Regions from separate parts of the Homo sapiens genome. Here region 2 is linked to region 1. Evidence: chromatin contacts called from ENCODE Hi-C or POLR2A ChIA-PET data. All regions are on one chromosome and are shown on one strand. Each heading gives the region's core, a stretch centred on a gene start or an enhancer-like site at or near the end of the contact. The rest is flanking DNA. Distances are from core to core; before and after follow the strand shown.

Region 1 (4,636 bases), core at 1,534-4,033:
ACTTCATCCTTAGTATAACATTTTTAAAGAACATTTGTGAAAACAAAGATGTCAATCATAATAACATTTAATGAGAAGATAATCTGAGTATCTTATTGCTACCATTTATCTTAAGGGACAAATTCTTTTTCCACGTTGATATGGAGGCTTAAACTTATCGACATTTTCATTTGAAAAAATAATATGTAGATTATGCCAAATCTAAAAATTCACCTCCAGTCCCCAAAGAAGCAATTCCCTTGGCTCTTCTGTGTGTGTACTGAGGTCAATATGGCAGCAGGTACTTCATGAGGCCGCGTTGTTGAGGGAACCCAGAGGATAGACAGATTGGCCATTTTTCACATTTAATTTCCTTGTTCATACAACTGCACAACAGCACTGAGTTCAAACCTGCCAAGACGAATTTATACCTCACTAGCCCTATTCGTTAATTACAGAAATGGCATTTATTTTAAGCACCAAAATGTACCATCAACGAAAAGATGGACGCAGCATCTAACAGTGCTTCTGATGATCACTCAGACCATAAAATTCTATTTTTTTGTTACTGCCATTTTTTATTTTCCCAGCACTTTAATATTTCTTCCCAAAGCAGAATAGCACAAAGATTTTTTTTTTTTTTTTTTTTGACACAGGGTCTCACTCTGTCGCCCAGTCTGGAGTGCAATGTCGTGATCTTGGCTTACTAAAACCTCCGCCTGCCAGATACAAGGGATTCTCCCATCTCAGCCTTCTGAGGAGCTGAGACTACAGGTGTGTGCCACCATGCCTGGATTCTTGTATTTTTTGACAGAGATGGAATTTCATCATGTTGGCCAGGCTGGTCTCAAACTCCTGATCTCAAGTGATTCACCCGCCTCAGCCTCCCAAAGTGCTGGGATTACAGTCATGAGCCAAAAGTGCCCCGCAAGAATAGCAAAAAGATCTATTATGGATTTAATATAGAACATTTTTAAGCGTGGCAAAACAAGTAGATGATGGTTAAAAGGTGACATGACCAATAGGTTGGTATGTTATGATGGCATAAACCAATCATTTTACATGATTTTCCACACTAAATTTCCCGGATGTTGTGGCCATGAGCCAAGATATTTTATGTCATTAATCCACTAGCTAGAATTTAGTTGAGGAGCTAATTCAGAGAGCTTGGAATAAAAACTTTGAGTTGGGTTTTTGGTAACTGACATGTGCTATGTTTAAATGAAATATGCTTGTTGCACCACTGACCCAAACGAGCAAAGTGCTAAGGTATTGGAGATGATTACTTATTTTACATCATCAGAAATGAAGTCTAAGGAGAAAAGGTGCCACATTTTTGCCTGCTTTTTTCTTTCCTAGGGCTATCTATACCCTTGACAAATTTGATGTTCAGAATTTTTGCCCTTTAGAAGTTTTTAGTAGAGTAATTTGAAAGACAGGTGCTCATTTAAGTGAAAACAAAATTATATATATATACATACATATCGCCATATTTTTCTCTCAAAAAGTTAAAAATGACTTGTGGATTTTGCTTAAACATTTAAAAATTCATTTTTTCAATGATCAAGAATTACCAAAATGATTGATATTTGTGTTGTTATTGTTTCTAAATATAATAGTGCTGCTTAAAATGGTCATGATATGCATTTACTTTAGATGACACTTTAGGTGACTTATAAAATGCATAGTTTAGACTGCATAGGCATTCTGAGTTTGCATTAACATAAAAAATGTGCATTCTAATCCCACTTAGGTAACATAGAGAAAAAGTCTACACATCAGGAGAAAACAACTAAAATGGAGATAGGAACTTGTTTTTTGGACACCTTTTGGCACCCACCATCACAGATTTTACAGTCTCAATTTCTCCTGCACAGATCCCACTGACAAAGGGTATTACATTTTGCTGACATCAGTGACCTGGCATCACGGAATTATTCCCTGCTTCGGTTTACAGAGGAATAAACCAGTAATTAATTATATATCAGAACATGAGAATCGACCTGGCAATAATGTACAGGCTAAGAACTCTATTTACATATGTAGGTTATTTAAAATATGTCTTGTTAAATAAATATTTAAAACACTTCCTTATTTAGCTTATACACTGTTTGGACTGAAGCTGCAATCCTCATTGCAGAATGTTCGAAAGAGTAAGAGTGTTGTCAGAGATTTTCATCTCTGCCTGACCTGCAAAATCTCCTCTTTGTGCATGGCAGGGCATACAAAAAATCTCTTTAATGAAAACAACAACATAAACTATCTCTATTGGCACTGACATAAATAATGAAAGTAGAAATTTCATCCTGAGAAAATCACAAAACTTATTTTTAGGTTGAGGGAAGTAGAACAAGAGGCCCAGGCATAAATTAATCACAATCGACATGACCACCTCAGAGAGAGCAGTTAAAAGTAGACAGTAAGGGAAACAAATGATTTCACAGAAAAATGTTCTCCTCGCTGTTGGTCTTTTTCCCCTTGTAAATATCCAGAATTGCTTTTAAAGTGGAAATAAAATAAAATACAGGACTTAAGACTTTTCCGTATCTCTCAAATCAATATACAGCCACAATTTTGAAACAACCATAATAATGAGAATACACAAGACAACTCCAATAATGTGGGAAGACAAACTTTGCAATTCACATCATGGCCACACTAAGACTCAGTTAGGGTCCCAGAAGGTATTCAATGTATTTCTGGGGGCTCAGAAATTAGCTTTTTTTGGGAGGATATCTCTATACCTGCAACTGCCCAGTTTTCTCCAGAGCATGTTTGCTCCCTTCAGAATGGAATCCCGACCATGACGATTTCTGATCCACCAGGGGGAGCAGTTCACCAGCACAAAACAAGCCTTCCCCAAAGGAAGTCGCTGAAGGCGCCTTTTCCTCTCAATTTACACAGCTGACAACGACTCTGATTTTTATCAGTTCTCCTAGATGTGGCACTCATATACCTCATACTGATTTCATATGCCTGACCTCATGCTGGTGGGATATGTGTTGTTCCATCACGGACACATATGCCCATGAGCAGGTTTTTCTGTAGGACTTGACATTCAGTCCTTGTAATTTATAGAAATTCCTTGTTTTATTATAGGAAGTAATTTAGTCTCTGCTTCTTCGCCAGCTTTTATGGACAAAACCGATAGATTTATCAAACTGCTTATTTCATACTTATTCTAGGGCAAGGACATAGTGGAGAAGCTGATCTTTGGGGTGTGTGTAAGGAGGTATGTGTGGGAGAGGTACTCCCCCGCAAGGTCTTGAAGCCAGGCATCTACCACAGCTTGCTGATAGCACCCCTTCTTTCTCCAGCAAGCCTTTTTCCTGCCCTCAGACTAGAGCCCTGGGACTCGGAAGGAAAACAGCTGCCAGAGAAAGGCCAGTGTTGGTGATAAGCTCTTTGTGTGCAAGCTCAGACTTGAGACCAGCCTGTCCAAACAAAACAGCGGTGGACTTCAGGAGAGCTGTGTATGGGTAGAGAACCTCAAGCCTGCTGGTGAAAAAGCCAACCAGAGGACTACACTAGCCCTTGTTTTGCAAATGGCTCCACAATCCACTGAAGGAATTTCCCTAGGGGCGCCAAGTTTTAACTTTGACAGAAGCCAGTCCTTTTGGCCCCTTATCCCAAGTCTCTACCCTGGCACTTCAGCTCACTGCTCTCTGACAGTCCTTACTTCTTAAGGTGTAGACTCTGATCAGCAGCTTTGGCATCAGCTGGGAAATTGTTAGACATGCAGAACCTCAGGCCCCATCCTGGACTTTTGGAGTCAAAATCTGCCTTAAAAAAAAAAAAAAAAACAGGTGACTAAAGTGCATGAAAGTTGAAACTATGCACAAAGACTCTTGTCTCTGAATAGGTCTGCTTCTATTAGGATGCAGAAAAGATGCATAGTTGTGTTCTTCAAATAGAAGTCATAGATGTCAAGATTATTACACGGCCTTATCATATACGTAACCAAACTCTCAAAGCAGCAGGGACAAAGCAGAGAATTTAGTCTTTCAAAGAAAAGACTTGGTTCTGGAACATAGCAGCTTTCTGGCACCTCATTTGTACTTCATAGGTACTGACTCCATTGGGAAGATTAAGTGAGCACCTGACACACAGAAGATTCAGTTGACCCTTCTTTTCCTCTAAAATTGAGTTTTCAATCTATGAAAATCAACCCGGGATTTGGCTATTAACATTTTTTTCTTTAACTTTACTATTTTCTGCCTTTTTTTTTGAAGGTAAGGTTTTGCTCTGTCACTCAAGCTGAAGTGCAGTGATGCAATCATAGCTCACTGCAGCAGCCTCGAATTACGGAGCCCAAACAATTCTTCTATCTCAGCCTCCCAAGTACCTCAAACTAGAGGCACACGCCAATACACACAGCGAATTTACTTTATTTTATTTTTGTAGAGATGGGGGTCTCATTATGTTACCCAGGCTGGTCTTGAACTGCTGGCCTCAAGTGATCTTCTAACTTCAGACTCCCAAAGTACTGGGATTACTGGCATGAGCCGCCTTGGCTACCTTTGCTAATATTTTATTACTTCTGAATAAACCGTGGAGAAAGAAATAAATCTTAAGCCATCCTATATATTTACTCATTAGTTGCTTTGTTTAATGGCTTTGAAGAGGAGAAAGTTGAAAGAGCTAAAATAATCATTTG
Region 2 (4,636 bases), core at 864-3,363, 200 kb after region 1:
ACTGCCAGGTGATCTACCTCAGAGCCTCTTTCCAACTGGAACATGCTTATGTTTCAGATCTCTCTATTTAAAGCATAGTTTCATATAGATGGCAGAGTTATAACTTGGCAGCTAAGATAAAGTGATGATAGGACCTTTAAGGACTTCCTAACTGTTTCTCAACGAAGTTTTATGATGGTGAAAATGTGCAAACCACAAATGACTAAAGCCTTAAATGGTTAGGAAGTGGATGCACCCCCACCCCCACCCATAGTTTAAATGGAAATCTCTTGAAAAGGGTACCCCTGACACTCCCACCAATTTCCTGGTAAGAGGCACGCCAAAAATACCAAGGAAGTAGTTTCCCTTAGAATACTTTAGTTCCTGTGCTATAGGATCAAAGCAGGAAGTGAAGAGAAAAACACCACAAATAATCAAAAGACTTCCTGCCTTAGTTTGACATTCTCAAGCAGTTAGGTCTGAATTCACATAGGATGCTGGGTATCCCTAAGGTGACTTTTCTTAGACATTGTCTCTAGTTTCTACTTAAGACAGTGCCCAATAGTACTGCCAAGCCATCCCTTGACCATACTTGACTTGGCTATGTTAAGTACCATGTTGAGTTAAAAAAAAATGCAAAGCATGGTTCCTGCTTGTGTCAGGCGCCTTGCTGCGGCCTCAAAGCACCAGGCTGCTTCTCAGCACGAGGATATTTGCAAATGTGATTGTGCTTTCTCTGCGAAGAATGCCCTTCTACTCTTTTTCTCTTCAAAATCCAATGTTAGTGCCTTCCTAATCCCTATTCACTCTTTAAAATTTCACGTGGCATTATCCCTCTTCCAGAATGCCTCTTATACCATCCTATTAAGGATTCACCATAGCACCCAAGGCACACTTTTATCTCAGCACTTTGCGCATCTATTTTATTGACTGCTCCATTTTTCTGTTTTCCCTGGAAATTTGCACTTTGTATCTCAGGCCTCTGCCACGGAACTTGGGGCTTAGGAAGTGTCCAACTGATGTTTGAAAATTAATAAATGAATGAAAGAATAAATCTTATTGTGACTGCTATATAACAAACCATTCCAAAAGGTAGTGGCTTTAGACAGCTAGGGTTTATGATCACTCATGCATCCGGAGATCAGTTAGGACATAGTTGATCATAGCTAAGCTTGGCTGGGATGGCTCAGCTGATTCTGTTCTCTATGTTCTTCATCTTCCCCTTGGGACAAACAGTGCTGCCCAGGTATGTTCTCATGGCTAAGCATAAGCATAAGAAAGAAAGCAATACCATGCAATGCCTCTTAGGGCATGCTCTCATTTCTACCTTATTCTTTTGGCCACAGCAAGTCATATGGGTAACCCTAAGTCAGGGGATAAGCTCATATACTTATCTCCTTAAGTCACATGTGAAAATCACACATCATAGGCCATAGATACAAGGAGAGATAAAAAATTGGTCACAATAATAAAACCAAACCTATCAAAAAGAAAATGCTAACAACCATGTTAAGAACAGAAAATTTGAATACTAACAGAGCCATTTGACCAATCTCAAGTATTAACGACTCTATCTTCATGTCACCAACATATAACCCAGCCACTTTAATGGCACATGTGTCCCATAAATATTTACCAGATTGTGTTAGATCATAGGAAGTAAATAGAGAAATCACAATTGGACGCATCCTGGTAAATTTAATTTTATGCTTTTTAGAAAGAAAATACTCATGGCAGGCACATGCAAGTGTTATGGACACAAAATGAAAAGCTAAATGATAAATGTTTATCTTGTATGCATGAAGATACTTTGACTTCTGTTTACATATGTCACCGTGGAAGCTGGTTTAAAAACATTTAAGTCCCCCTAGTAGTTCCACATCCAACGACTCCCTTTCTCCTGGACACCTTCTTATTTTCCTTATAACAAGTTTGGAGAAAGGTCAGGTAGGCATTGCTGGCAAGTCTTCTTTTCAGAGTTTCTGCTCAATCACAGAGCTGATGTTCAATCTCCGAAGTCGAGGCGTTGATTTACCAGGAAGAACATAGTTAACTTAAAAGCAGAAAAAGCCCCGGTGGTAATCAAGCCCTGTGAATTCCTGGCCCTCTTCCCCGGAGGCCCAGTGGGGCCCACTCAACGGGCCAACCCCACACCATGCATACTGGATTGGTGGTCCTCTTATCATAGAAAATTCCGCCAGTGTGGCCAAAACATACAAAAGGAAGCACACAAGAAAAAATGTGAATATAATATGCAGGCCCTGGATTGAGTTTTATGAAAAGAAAAAAAAAAGAGGGGAATTTTTCTTAGTTCTTTTTCATAGTTCATAGGATAAGAAATAACAAGACAGATTGCTTATCAAATGTGAGTAGTTTTACTATTTTTTGTGGCAAATTAGACACTAAAAGGGCAGGTTTAAAGTCTGTCCTAATTTTGCCTTATAATCAGATAATTTAAATTTGACTATAAATAGAATCATACATTTTCCCACGATCTGCCTTTCATTTCACACAGAAAGAGTTGTATTATGTATTGAAAACATACAAATCCAGGCATTCTCAAAACTTCTTTCTTTTTTGACTTTAGCTTGTGATAATACAGTATGGTATCGGAATCCTGCCCTATGGCTACAAAACATTAAATTTCTTGAGGCAAAAAGATGCTTGTCGTTCTCGTTTAATCTACCAGAATTTCAGAATCTTGTACTTCCAATTTCAGAAGAAGTAAAAGATGAGAATGTGCTGTCCTCTCTTGCCTGGCCTGGCCCAGTCTCCCTGATTTGTTTCAATATACAGAGACTTCCCTATATAAGCCACCTCCAACTCCAGCATTTGCATTTTTCCACCTTTCTGCTTGTTTATAGTTCCCCTCCATTTTCTTCCAGGAAAAAGTGTGCAAACAACAAATGCATGTTCTGATCTTATTTGAGCAACAAAATCTTGACAGCGTTCTCACCACCATCAGGAAAAAATTCCTTCCATGAACCTAACCCTAGAAAATGCAAAAATTATTGACAAATGTAATGCAGTGGTCAACTTCTTATCTGTAGCCTACAAAACATTAGACATTAGTTTGTTGATGGGAATTAATACGGCCCAAAGTCCTCATTCATTCTTGACAGTTCTATCATATTACTCCATAAGATGCTAAGATATTAGTTGCTGGAGGTGGGGGCAGGGGAGAGAGAATTGATAGAGATGGGAAACTAAGCTGCTCTGCAAATATTCACAGCTGCAGCTTTCTGTAATCATGCTCCTCTTTCCAGTTTCCAGTGGACTTTGAAAAGACAAATTCATAAGAGTTATTTAGCCATAAAAGGGAATCAACTCCTAAGCCCGGCTTCCTGAAGACCTCAGAAACTGAATTACCACAGCACTCCCTAAGGTCCAGAACACAGATTTTTGTTCCCCTCCCACATCCCTATCCCAAAGAAAAGAGTTTTCCCACTAGCTAAAATAATTAAAAACATTCTCAGAATAGAACACAAAATGTTTCTGGTTTGAATACGAGCCTATTTTCAGGAAAAAAAAAATCAATGTATTGCATATTTACAGTTTGATATTACAACAGCAGTGAAACTATCCGTTTGAGGACTTAATTGCATATAAAAATAAATAAATAAAATGTGCAAGGGTAGTGTGTTCTTTCTTGATGTTGTTCTGCCTACCTTTTTGATTTGTTAACTAACTTCAGGGGAGAATCCTTAAAAGGAGGAATACACCAGCCCATATAAAGTCGCTGGTTATCTCTGAACTGGAACTTAGTTTTTTAAATCCTGTCTAGGTAAATTACCTTTCCAGTGCAGGGTATTTCCTTTTAGGAGATTCCTCAGAAAGAGCCTCCAGGGAACTGACTAACTTTTTAATGGTTCACTCAGATTAAGAGGAAGGAAATGTGAACTCCTTTGGGGGCAGGAGGCACCACTCTAGGCTGTCTGCATCCTGTAATTCTTCCCAAGTCCGTGAATCATACTTTTAAGACTCCTTTTCAAGGGCATTTGTCTTCCTTTAAGAGAAGGCCAAAGCAGAAAAGACGAGTTTTAAAATAGGTCTCAATCAAGCTTTAGCCATAACAACAATTGCATGATTCTCTCGCTGACTACCCAGGAAAGGTTGCACTGGATCCCTTACCTGCATGCCTCCCCTCACCTTGCACAATACTCTTCCCTTCTTTAGTTTCAGAATCAAAATGACATTTGATATCATCTCAGCATCTCTGAGCTACAATTCTGTACAACTCTTCCCTTTATAGCCAGCCGCTGACAGTGATTTCACTTATGCCAATGGCATTGGAAGAACTGAGCAGCGATATTTTTCAAAATCATCTTAGATAGAAATCTGGCTTTGAAAACAATGTCTTTACTTAATAAAATATCTACTATGTAGACAATTACAGACTATTTTTATACCTTTTCCACAAAGGTATGAACATTTCTGAGAATAAATTTGTCAGTGAATAAAGTTTATCAGAGTTTGAAGCGTTTAGATCCTTGCAACTTCTGTAGAAGTATGAAGTCACAGGAGCACATTTCTAAAAGGCTGCTATGTTACAATACCAGTTACTCAACCAATAACTTGTATTTATTGAGTATCCATTAAGTGGTGATTTCTATTATTTTCAAGCTCCTACAAAGAGTGGAAAAAGCCAGGCATGGTG

Evidence for each region. A loop is a pair of places that touch in the nucleus more often than their neighbours do. ChIA-PET counts read pairs that join two places held with the same protein, here RNA polymerase II (POLR2A). Pooled maps may share reads with other maps.
Region 2: a map of endothelial cell of umbilical vein shows a loop between it and region 1 (5-fold over the local background). The contact joins two enhancer-like sites. A Hi-C loop is called at or near these places in 8 of 168 maps with a recorded cell type or tissue (aorta, cardiac septum, endothelial cell of umbilical vein and 4 more) and 7 of 50 pooled maps. POLR2A ChIA-PET finds 5 or more read pairs at or near these places in 1 of 52 experiments (GM12878).

The regions. Positions count from the first base shown.
Region 1 is chr15:95,256,813-95,261,448 of GRCh38, forward strand. No RefSeq gene overlaps it. Among named protein-coding and RNA genes, the nearest start is that of LETR1, 68 kb to the right of the region's middle. Within about 2 kb of position 2,784, at least 8 of the 41 ENCODE cell types and tissues checked have a DNase peak (open chromatin) inside an H3K27ac peak, as active enhancers do; they include endothelial cell of umbilical vein and testis, where a contact is called at or near this core.
Region 2 is chr15:95,455,593-95,460,228 of GRCh38, forward strand. The region is part of intron 3 of LINC00924 (long intergenic non-protein coding RNA 924); the gene reads left to right. Among named protein-coding and RNA genes, the nearest start is that of LINC00924, 25 kb to the left of the region's middle. Within about 2 kb of position 2,114, at least 5 of the 41 ENCODE cell types and tissues checked have a DNase peak (open chromatin) inside an H3K27ac peak, as active enhancers do; they include endothelial cell of umbilical vein and testis, where a contact is called at or near this core.